Linked DNA regions of Homo sapiens: region 1 is linked to region 2. A link is a loop called in an ENCODE intact Hi-C map of the cell type or tissue named here. Cell type or tissue: psoas muscle. All regions are shown on one strand. Each heading gives the region's core, and the rest is flanking DNA. Links, peaks and the distances in the headings are about the cores only. Region 1 overlaps LINC02763 (long intergenic non-protein coding RNA 2763). Region 2 overlaps LOC107984389 (a long non-coding RNA gene).

The links. A loop is a pair of places that touch in the nucleus more often than their neighbours do. Peaks named below come from ENCODE experiments on the same cell type or tissue, not always from the same donor. Only the 100,000 strongest peaks of a DNase experiment are listed, where the experiment ranks them.
Region 1: a loop joins it to region 2, with 2.2 times the contacts of the local background. A loop is called at or near these places in 1 of 110 quality-filtered maps.

What each region holds. Positions count from the first base shown.
Region 1 is chr11:112,535,159-112,539,552 of GRCh38, forward strand. All of the region lies in intron 2 of LINC02763 (long intergenic non-protein coding RNA 2763), which reads left to right. It overlaps LINC02764 (long intergenic non-protein coding RNA 2764), which reads right to left. Exons shown (of 4, transcript NR_104155.1): 4 at 1-694. Among named protein-coding and RNA genes, the nearest start is that of LINC02764, 18 kb to the right of the region's middle. In psoas muscle, for the core only: no CTCF peak of the experiment used is centred there; no DNase peak of the experiment used is centred there.
Region 2 is chr11:112,465,895-112,470,288 of GRCh38, forward strand. LOC107984389 (a long non-coding RNA gene) reads left to right here. Exons shown (of 3, transcript XR_001748387.1): 1 at 1-393. Among named protein-coding and RNA genes, the nearest start is that of LINC02763, 14 kb to the right of the region's middle. In psoas muscle, for the core only: no CTCF peak of the experiment used is centred there; a DNase peak (open chromatin) is centred at 1,947; H3K27ac peaks cover 393 bases.

The DNA.
Region 1 (4,394 bases), core at 327-4,326, 69 kb after region 2:
CTTTGGTCAGCAGCCCCCACCCCCATTCTTTTCTACCACTTGCAGTATGAGTTCTAAAAATAGCAATAATTAGACAAGTCTGCACATCATTCCAGGTCTTTCTTGTCTTTGTTTAAATTCTGTTGGTTTTATCTCCTATAATTTCTGACTGATCTGGAGGAGCCTGAGCAGTGTGCAGTGATACCATGTGCAGACTATGATTAAGTGTGGGTATGTGTGTGTGCATGTGTTCACATATGTATGTGTGCTTATATGTGTACATGCATGTATGTTGCATTGTGCACATGTGCAATGTGTGCATGTATGTATGTGTGTATGTGTATCCCTATGTATGTGTATCCCTATGTGTGTGGATGTGTATCTATATATATATATCTGTGTGTAGTGGGCATGTGTGTGTGTGGTGCATTTACATGTGTGTAGTGGGTTTTGCGATCAGGAGGAGGCAGAAAGGAGTGTGGACCCATTATCTGTTGTTATGCATTAGTTGTCCCTCTGAGGATCCTTGACACACAGGGATCCTCTCCTGGATGTTGGTACCCAGTCAGGTATTTTCCGTTTGCTCCTCCAGATTCTCTCTCCAGCCCTCTCAGCTCTGCTCTCTTTCCTGGGGCTGACTTGATGGATCACAGCAATGGTTCCTTGAATTCTAGATTTCTGTCGAGGTTGGCCAAGGAGGAGTGCAGGTGGTCAACTGGAGGAAAAGGGACATGTAGGGTCAGGGCATTTATTCCCCTGGCCTCTTTCCCGCAGACTTGCCTTGGGCTGGTGGTCTTCCTTGATCACTGCGCCTCTCAAGGAAGCCCTCTCTGCAAGCTTATTTCTTTTGGGTTCTGGTCACTGCCCCTTCCTTTATTCCTCTGGATTAATGCATTCTCCCTTTCCCCCCGTGCCCTGCCTACATTTCTGTAAACAGTCTTTCATTAAAGCCTCCTCAAGTAGTCCTAATTTGAGTGTGCTATGTGTTTTCTGTTAGAATCCCGACTGATACAAAATTCTCTTGGTCACTGCCGTTGGCTAGTTAGATTGTAACCCATATGGTGGTCTCCATTTGTCTCTGTCCTTCAATATCTGCGTCTGGCCCCTACCTCTGTGGAGGAAAAGGTTGGGCAATAAGCTTTACTGTTTCTTCAGCTGAGCTATTTGGTACAGGCTGCTGCTTCTCTGACCAGTGGAGCTGCCATTCTGCTGGGAAGGAGGGCATCCTCTCTCTCCTGCCTGTTGCAAGTATTTCCTCACCTATTTTTCCCAAAGGGTATATCTACTGGATCAGTAAGACGGATTAAGAAGATTTTTACTCAGGAATCAAGTGTTATTACCCTGGTCAATTGTCTACCTCCCTCATTTCCACACTTAGAGCAAAGCCTTGCTGCCAAGCTCTCTGGGATCTTCCACACCGACACTGCTGGGCCTTCGGTGGATTTCCAGCCTTGACCACAATGTTACTCCTTTCCTCCCTATTTTCTTTTAATCCTTTCTTCCTCTGATGTACTGCTTCCAGTTATTTTTCTCCCTAGACATTACCTGTTCCTAAAGAAAGAGCAAAGCCCATGTTCATTTAGTGCTTCCTTTTCTTTGGGTAGGTTTCAGTCTTGGTATTGTAGGGGAGGAAAAGCTTTTTCTATACACTCTTATGTCCTGTACCTGGGGATGGGCAAATTAAACTGACAAAAGACAGATCAGCAAGAGAAAAGAAAGAGCTTATTTATGCACACAAAATGTGTACACATGGACACAGTGTACTCAGTGATGTGTAACTCAAAGGGATGGTTAGAATTTGGAGCTTATATACCTAATTTAGGAGAAAAGGTAGGGAGAGCAAAGGCTTCTATGGGAAGGACAAATAGGTTTCTTTAGGAAAGACAAATGGGTTTTTAGGAGAACAAATAAGAGGTAAAGTTTAAGATAATGTTTATGCAGGTGTGGTGGTCTCTCTGTCTTCTTTATGGCCATACAACTCCCCCGGAGAGGAGATTTATGGTAGATTTATTCTTGGTTTCTCTCCTGGGAATAGACTTGCCCCAAAGAGGGAATTTATGGCAGTTCTCATTTCTCAGAAGTATCTCTGTTGAGTCAGATAAGGGAAGCTCTGAGAAGTCATCTTTCTCTATCTGTTGAATCTCAAATATCTTCAGCTTAAAATAATGTTGATGCCAAGTCTGGGATTCTAAGTGAGTCCACACAGTGTACACTGCAGGTTAGTAGCTTTTCCCTTTGGTCTGCTGTCTACTGGCTCTGTATGGGAAGGATGGACCCTGGCCTCAGTAGCTACTGGTTCCACAGGTAGATGGGGAAGGAAGGGTGAATTCTGGGCCCACGAATGGGAGTAACGTGGTTGTGGTGGCAGTGTTGGGAGAAGAAGGTCCATTTTGAATAATGGCTTGTTCTTCCCTGCTAATGTCTTCTAAGTTAAACACGTCTCCCTACAATAGGGATTAACTTCCTTCCACAACCTTCACTTGGGAAATTATATTCTTCTTAGCAACTTAATTTCATCTTTATTTCTTGTGAAAATTTTCTTCCTCCTGTTTTGCATTACATGGCAAAGCTCCTTTTTATTTCATGATAATTAAGGGTATTGTTTCTAAACCCCTTCTTCCAAATTCTAGGGTGGAGAAATCCATTTTACTCCACTATAAGGGCTAGAGGGCAGAGGGCCTCTGAAGTGAGAACACTTTTGTGATGGTCAATTTTATGTGTCAACTTGACTAAGCTCAGTTGTATAGTCAAACACCAGTCTAGATATTGCTGTGAGGGAAGTTTTCAGATGTGAGTAACATTTAAATCAGCAGACTTTGAATAAAGCAGATTATCTTCCACAATGTGGGTGGGTGTCATCTCATCAGCTGACAGGCCTTAAGAGCAAAGACTGAGGCTTCTGGAAGAGGAAGCAATTTGGTCTTAAGATTGCAACACAGAAACCCTTCCTGAGGTTCCAACCTGCTGCTGCCTGGAGGAATTCAGCCTCAGGCTGCAACATCAGCTTTTATCTATGTCTTCAGGCTGCTAACAAGTCCTACAACTTTGGACTTTATAGCCACCTGAATTGTGTGAGTCAATTCCTTAAAATAAATCTCTCTCTATATCTATACCCTATTGGTCTGTTTCTCTGTAGAACACTGACTAATACCATCTTACTCTCCATTGCCTTCCTCAAAAGAACTCACAGGGTGTGTGTTTCTGCCAAGTCACCTGTCCTAGGAACAGAGAGCTTTGTTTAAGTCTCAGGAGCCCGGGAGAAGAGAAGGGGATAAAGTGGGCAGGTATGTGTGGATGAATTCATAACTAAACTTCACACTCCTAAAGATGTAACGATGGTTACCCAAGTAATTTGGAATACCTGGAGGGCAGAGCCACACCCTCTGTATCCTGTCTTGACTTTCAGGAGCCCTCAAATCAGAGTGAATGTTGGTAGGGGAGAAAGTGGGTGAAAGCAGCAAAGATTGGTGAAGCGTCTGGAGCTGGCTGGAGGCTCCGAGGGGATGCACAGCAGAACGCTCAGGGCCTTTCCCTACTGGGAGGAGTGTGACAGAGAGGAGCCCTGCAACTGTTGCCGACCACAATTGGAAGTGATGAGCAATCTGGTAAAGAGCATTGGAGAGGGAGCTAGTAGTCTGGGTTCCTCACCCAGTCCTCACATGACATTTGGATCTTTTCTGTCTCTCTCTCTGCAGGGGCTTACACAGCTCTGCACACCCAGCAGACACTGACAACTGCTACCCAGCTCCAGCTACTTAGAACATGGGAATAGAAACTCTTGATTCGTGCTTTCTTGCATTATCACAGACCAAAGGAACTCAATGCAATTTTTTTAAAAAACCATCTGATTTAGCAAATTCCAAGTGACAGTCATCAGCTAGCCCTTCTCAGTTGGGATAAGGCCTTACTAGGTTCTGGTCAGAGAGCAAATGAGACCCAGAGGAGAGAGAAGGTTTACAGTATGGCAGTTTGCCCACATCTGCAGCCTGGAAGGAGTTAGGAAAATTCAGCAGGCTGGGAAGACGTTGAGACTATCGATTTGTGCAGAGAGTTAGCAAAATGCTGTGCATACTTTATTATTAATGATGACTTTTTCACAAGTTCATGCCTCATTCTGGTGCATCCTCTTCTGTCCTGCTTTCTTCTGCACTCAGTGTGGAAGTCAATGGGGGTGTGGTTCCAAAGGAATGAAAGAGAGGATCAAATTAGCTTGAGACACAGCTGTTTGGTTGGCTGAGGCTAAGCCGGAACTAAAAAAAGGATGCTTTCCTTGGTCTAATCCCAACAAATCCACACTAACATTTTGTTACCAGTGGAGGGTGTCCAGGTTCTTGGCATCTTGAACAAAGAATTGGGCAAAACACACAAAGCAAGGAAAGAATGAAGCAACAAAAGCAGAGATTTATTGAAAATGA
Region 2 (4,394 bases), core at 165-4,164:
AACTGACCTGGAGTGGGGGACAGCGAGGGATGCTTCTGGCTTCCCACTGCTCACTGGGAACCAGGTGGCAGCTCTTTGCTTTCTCCTTGTAGGGAGATGCTGGGCTTTGTGTTTACCCCAAAGACAAACACATTCCTCACAGTACTACCAATGCCTTGACTCAAGGGTCACACGGAATATGTCCAGTTGGGGGATGGATGTGTCCCACTCCTCTTGGAAGTCCTCGGTTGTGTCCTGGAGCAGGGCTGCCTGCAGTTTCTTCTAGCTAAGGAGTAGTGGATAACTGCATGAACAGATGAATGAATGGGTGAGAGTGTATGGAGGCCACAGAAGTCACTGTGAGCCTTGGAGGACACTGTCATTGTGACCAACCCCTGGCCTGCTTCTCAAAGGGTAAGTGTATTTGGGTCTCTGTCAGGGTCTGTAGGCTGTCTTGGGCAGTAATCCTCTTTGCCCTGACATCTGCTTTCTCTGGAGCAGTGGGGTTAGCCTCTCTCCATTTTGGGATGTGTGGGCAGGCAGTTAGTGCCTGGAAAAACGGAAGGGTAGGTTTTGTCTCATTCACACACCAAGGAAAGCTGAGAGAAGTGGGGGTGCAGGGGAGCTATTGTTTGTGTCTACCGTCTTTGCCTCAGGCTTTGGGATCCTTACGACAAACGTTGACATCACCAAGGTTAATTCCCTGATTGTATTAGTCCATTTTCACGCTGTTGATAAAGACATATCTGAGTCTGGGTAACTTACAAAGAAAAAGCAGTTTAATGGACTCACAGTTCCATGGGGCTGGGGAGGCCTCACATCATGGCGGAAGGTGAAACACACATCTTACATCACAGCGGCAAAGAGAGAATGAGAGCCAAGCAAAAGGGGTTTCCCCTTATAAAACGATCAGCTCTCGTGAGAGTTATTCACTGCCATGAGAACAGTATGGGGGAAACAACCCCCACGATTCAACTATCTCCCACCGAGTTCCTCCCACAACACATGGGAATTATGGGAGCTTCAATTCAAGATGAGATTTGGGTGGGGACATAGCCAAACCATATCACTGATGCACAGGCTCACATAACCCCAGAAAACACTGGCGAGGTGGGGGTTATGTGGTACAGAATTGCTTTCTATAGCCAGGTCCTCAGGGAGCCTGGGTCTCCCTTCTGCTTCTCCCAGAAGTAGAGGCAGCTGGAGCAGACCTCACCTGATACCTTCCTGCCTGCCACCCAGACCTACACAGAAGGCCCTGGAGCAGCCTCGGCAGCAGGCTGCTGTTTCCACTGGCTAAAGAATAGTCCCAGTCAGAGGACTCCTGGGCTGATGATGGGTGGATGCCTCCTCTTCTGTCTTTTTCTGTCCTCCAGGAACTCATATTTCCTGGTGCAGAAGGGGAAATTAAGCAAACCACTATCATAGATTTACTTTGATTGCACAGAAGTATCTCATCTGCATATATTAGAGTCATATAGGCAATAGCCAAGTACATTAAAAGCATGTTTTCTCAAAATAGAAATCTTCTGGTTTCAGAGAAAAGTTTGACATTGGTGTCTCTTGGCCCATAGATACCTGATAATCACAATGAGCAGATGGAACCTTTCTCATCTGACCTCAGAGGGGCCCAGAGAGGTGCTACTACTGTTTCCCGTAGTCTCCATAACTGCCTGCCACAAGGCTTGACATTCCCACGATATCCATTCATTTAGATTTAAGGAACTGAAGCTCCTTTTAAAAATGTAAATGTTGTCTGGGAAGGGTAACATATTAAACCATAATTTGCATTAGCTTGAATTAATTTATCAGGTTAGCATTAGTCTCCAATGAGTGCTCAGAAGAAGTGGAAATTGGTTTTGATTGGGGCTGAGGAGGGGAGCTGAGGGACACAGCAGGGAAGGCAGGGCAGGTAAAGCCCTCACAGGGAAGGGAGGCCTGAGCCCACACACCAGCTGTCTGGCTGGGGATGCAGAGCTATGAGCCAGGGCACTGGAGCCAACCTTGTATGCAGTTGCTTTTTCTAGGGACCAGCCTATCAATCATACACATGCCACCAATGCTTTACTTGGTAGTGTCATGATTGCCACATCTGTTTCATCTCCTCTGCCAAAGCCAAGCCTTAGCTTCCTTTGCACCAGTTCTTCTGACTGTTCTCTGCACATGCACGGCGATATCCTTAAGCCAAGGACTAAGTCATCTGATGAAATTGCAGAGCGGCTGGTTTGTTTTGTTGAATACTATTAAAATGAAGAGTGCAACCCAAGTATCCATGGCTTCTATCAGATAGGGGAACAAATGGGGCATCTTTTTTTTACTAGCTCATACTTCTACCTGCTAATGCAGGGCCTCTAGACCATTTCAAAGTCTCGGCCAGTGCGGGCGGGACTGAGACAGAATACGTGGAGCTGCTCTTGTTTATTCAGGGGCAATTCCTCATGAGGGGCCCCCTTTTGCCTGGGGGCTTGGGGATAACTCAGTCCTTGTGACCTTTACCTATTCTCTGTGGTGGGCAGAGCTGGTTCCTGGGGAAGAGGTGAGTGCACAAAGGGCTGAGGAGCTTCTTGGGAAAAGAGACCTAGACCAACCCCTTCTCTTTTGAAGTTCAATGGTATTAGAACTTCTCTGACAGGTTGCAATGGCCTTGAATTGAGGTTCCCGGACATGAGAGAAAGGAGGTCCTGAGGGGACTCACCATAAGGGCAGAAGAAGTGAGGGCCTGTGCTCAACCCTGAGGCCTAGGCACATCCTTAATTCCATTAACCTCACCCTACCTTTACACATGTGGCAAAAAGTCAATGCTGGTTAAGCCCAAGTCTGCTCCTTCACCCCTGCCCTTGAGTGGTGCACAGTGGCTGGGGAAAAACCCAAAATAAGATCCAGATCCTACTGTGGCTCATGTGATGTGATGTGATTTGTATTCTGCCTATGTCTCTGGCCTCATTTCATAATGTGTCCCTGGACTCACTTTGCTCCGGCCACCCTGGCCCTAAACCATGCACACATGGTTCCCACCTCAGGGTCTTTGCACATTTGCACATTCCCACCTCAGCGTCTTTGCTCTTTCCATGTGAAATGTTTCCTCCTCAGATTTTGCATACCTCATTCCTCACTCCATTCAAGTTTCTGTGCCTTCCTTTCTCAGAGAGCCTCCCCTAGCCTCTCTGTAACCCTGATCCCCACCCCATCACTCTCTATCCCTTGCCCTTCATTGACATTTCTGTACCTATGTTTATCTGTTTATTTTCTGTTACTCCTATATCTATGAATGTAAACTCCAAGTGCCTAAAAGAATGCCTAGCATGTTAGTAGATGCTCAACAAATACTGTTTGAATGAATAATAAATGCAAGAAAGTGAAAAATTCCAAAATTCTGACTATAATCACAAAATGGCAGTATAAAGTGTTCTGAGATAAAGTGGATAGCGGGATGCCATTTCATGACATTGACCACAAGGTAAAAAAAATAGATGGTAGGAAGCCCAATAGGTAACAATGATTACAGAGGCGCCACCATAGGAATGAGAAGGAAAGGGAATGGAAGTTGAGCTAAGGAGCAGTGTCAGATACTGTAGATGTCTCTCCCTTAAACTGGACTTCTGCAACAGCTCTTATCAATTCCCCTGCTATTCTTTCCCAGGCGACTTCTAATACCCTCATGGAGAAGTGCTCTTGCAGGTTGCCACTCAGAGTTACCAGGCATTCCCAGATAAACTGAAGCCAGAAGCAGGCTCAGCATTGGCTCAAGCTCGAAGCTCCCACTGTGGAACAATCTTAGGACCCTGTAGGAAAAAGCCGTTCCATCCTGTGGTGGTCATGGAAGAATATAAGGGGAAGGGGCCTTTAAAAGTTACAGCAAGGGTATTCTGACCTCTTGAAGGACATTGGCACTTTTGTTTTCATTTTAAGTGAGTGCATTTGGCTTTTTCCCTCTACGTCCTTTTAGAGTCCCAGGCTAAGCAGAGAACAGAAAGGCAACTCATAACCCCGGGACAGAGCACTGGATACGTTGTGGAAAAAGCTCCTCTATACAGTGACAAACAATAGGATGTTGCACGATGCTTTCTTCCAACTAATAGGTTCTGAGCAGATCAGGCCCAGGGTGGGAGATAATCTGAGGCAACTACAGATTCTTGGGGAAAGACCTGGGTGAAATGTGAATTCTTCTTGGCTTCAATAGCCTATAATAAAAATAATGACAACAATCATAGAACCAGAGGTCATAAGCTTTGTCAAAACAGGCTTGTTGGTCTTTTTCAAAAATTTTTTTTTACCATTATAACAAGCAGTAGTGCTCAATAAATATTTGTTGAATAGACAAATGAAAAAAATTTATAATACTGACTTGACAGATATAGAGTAGGTGTGTAAGGAAAATGTGAGACATTCTTACTTTCTGCGCAGATGAAACTGAC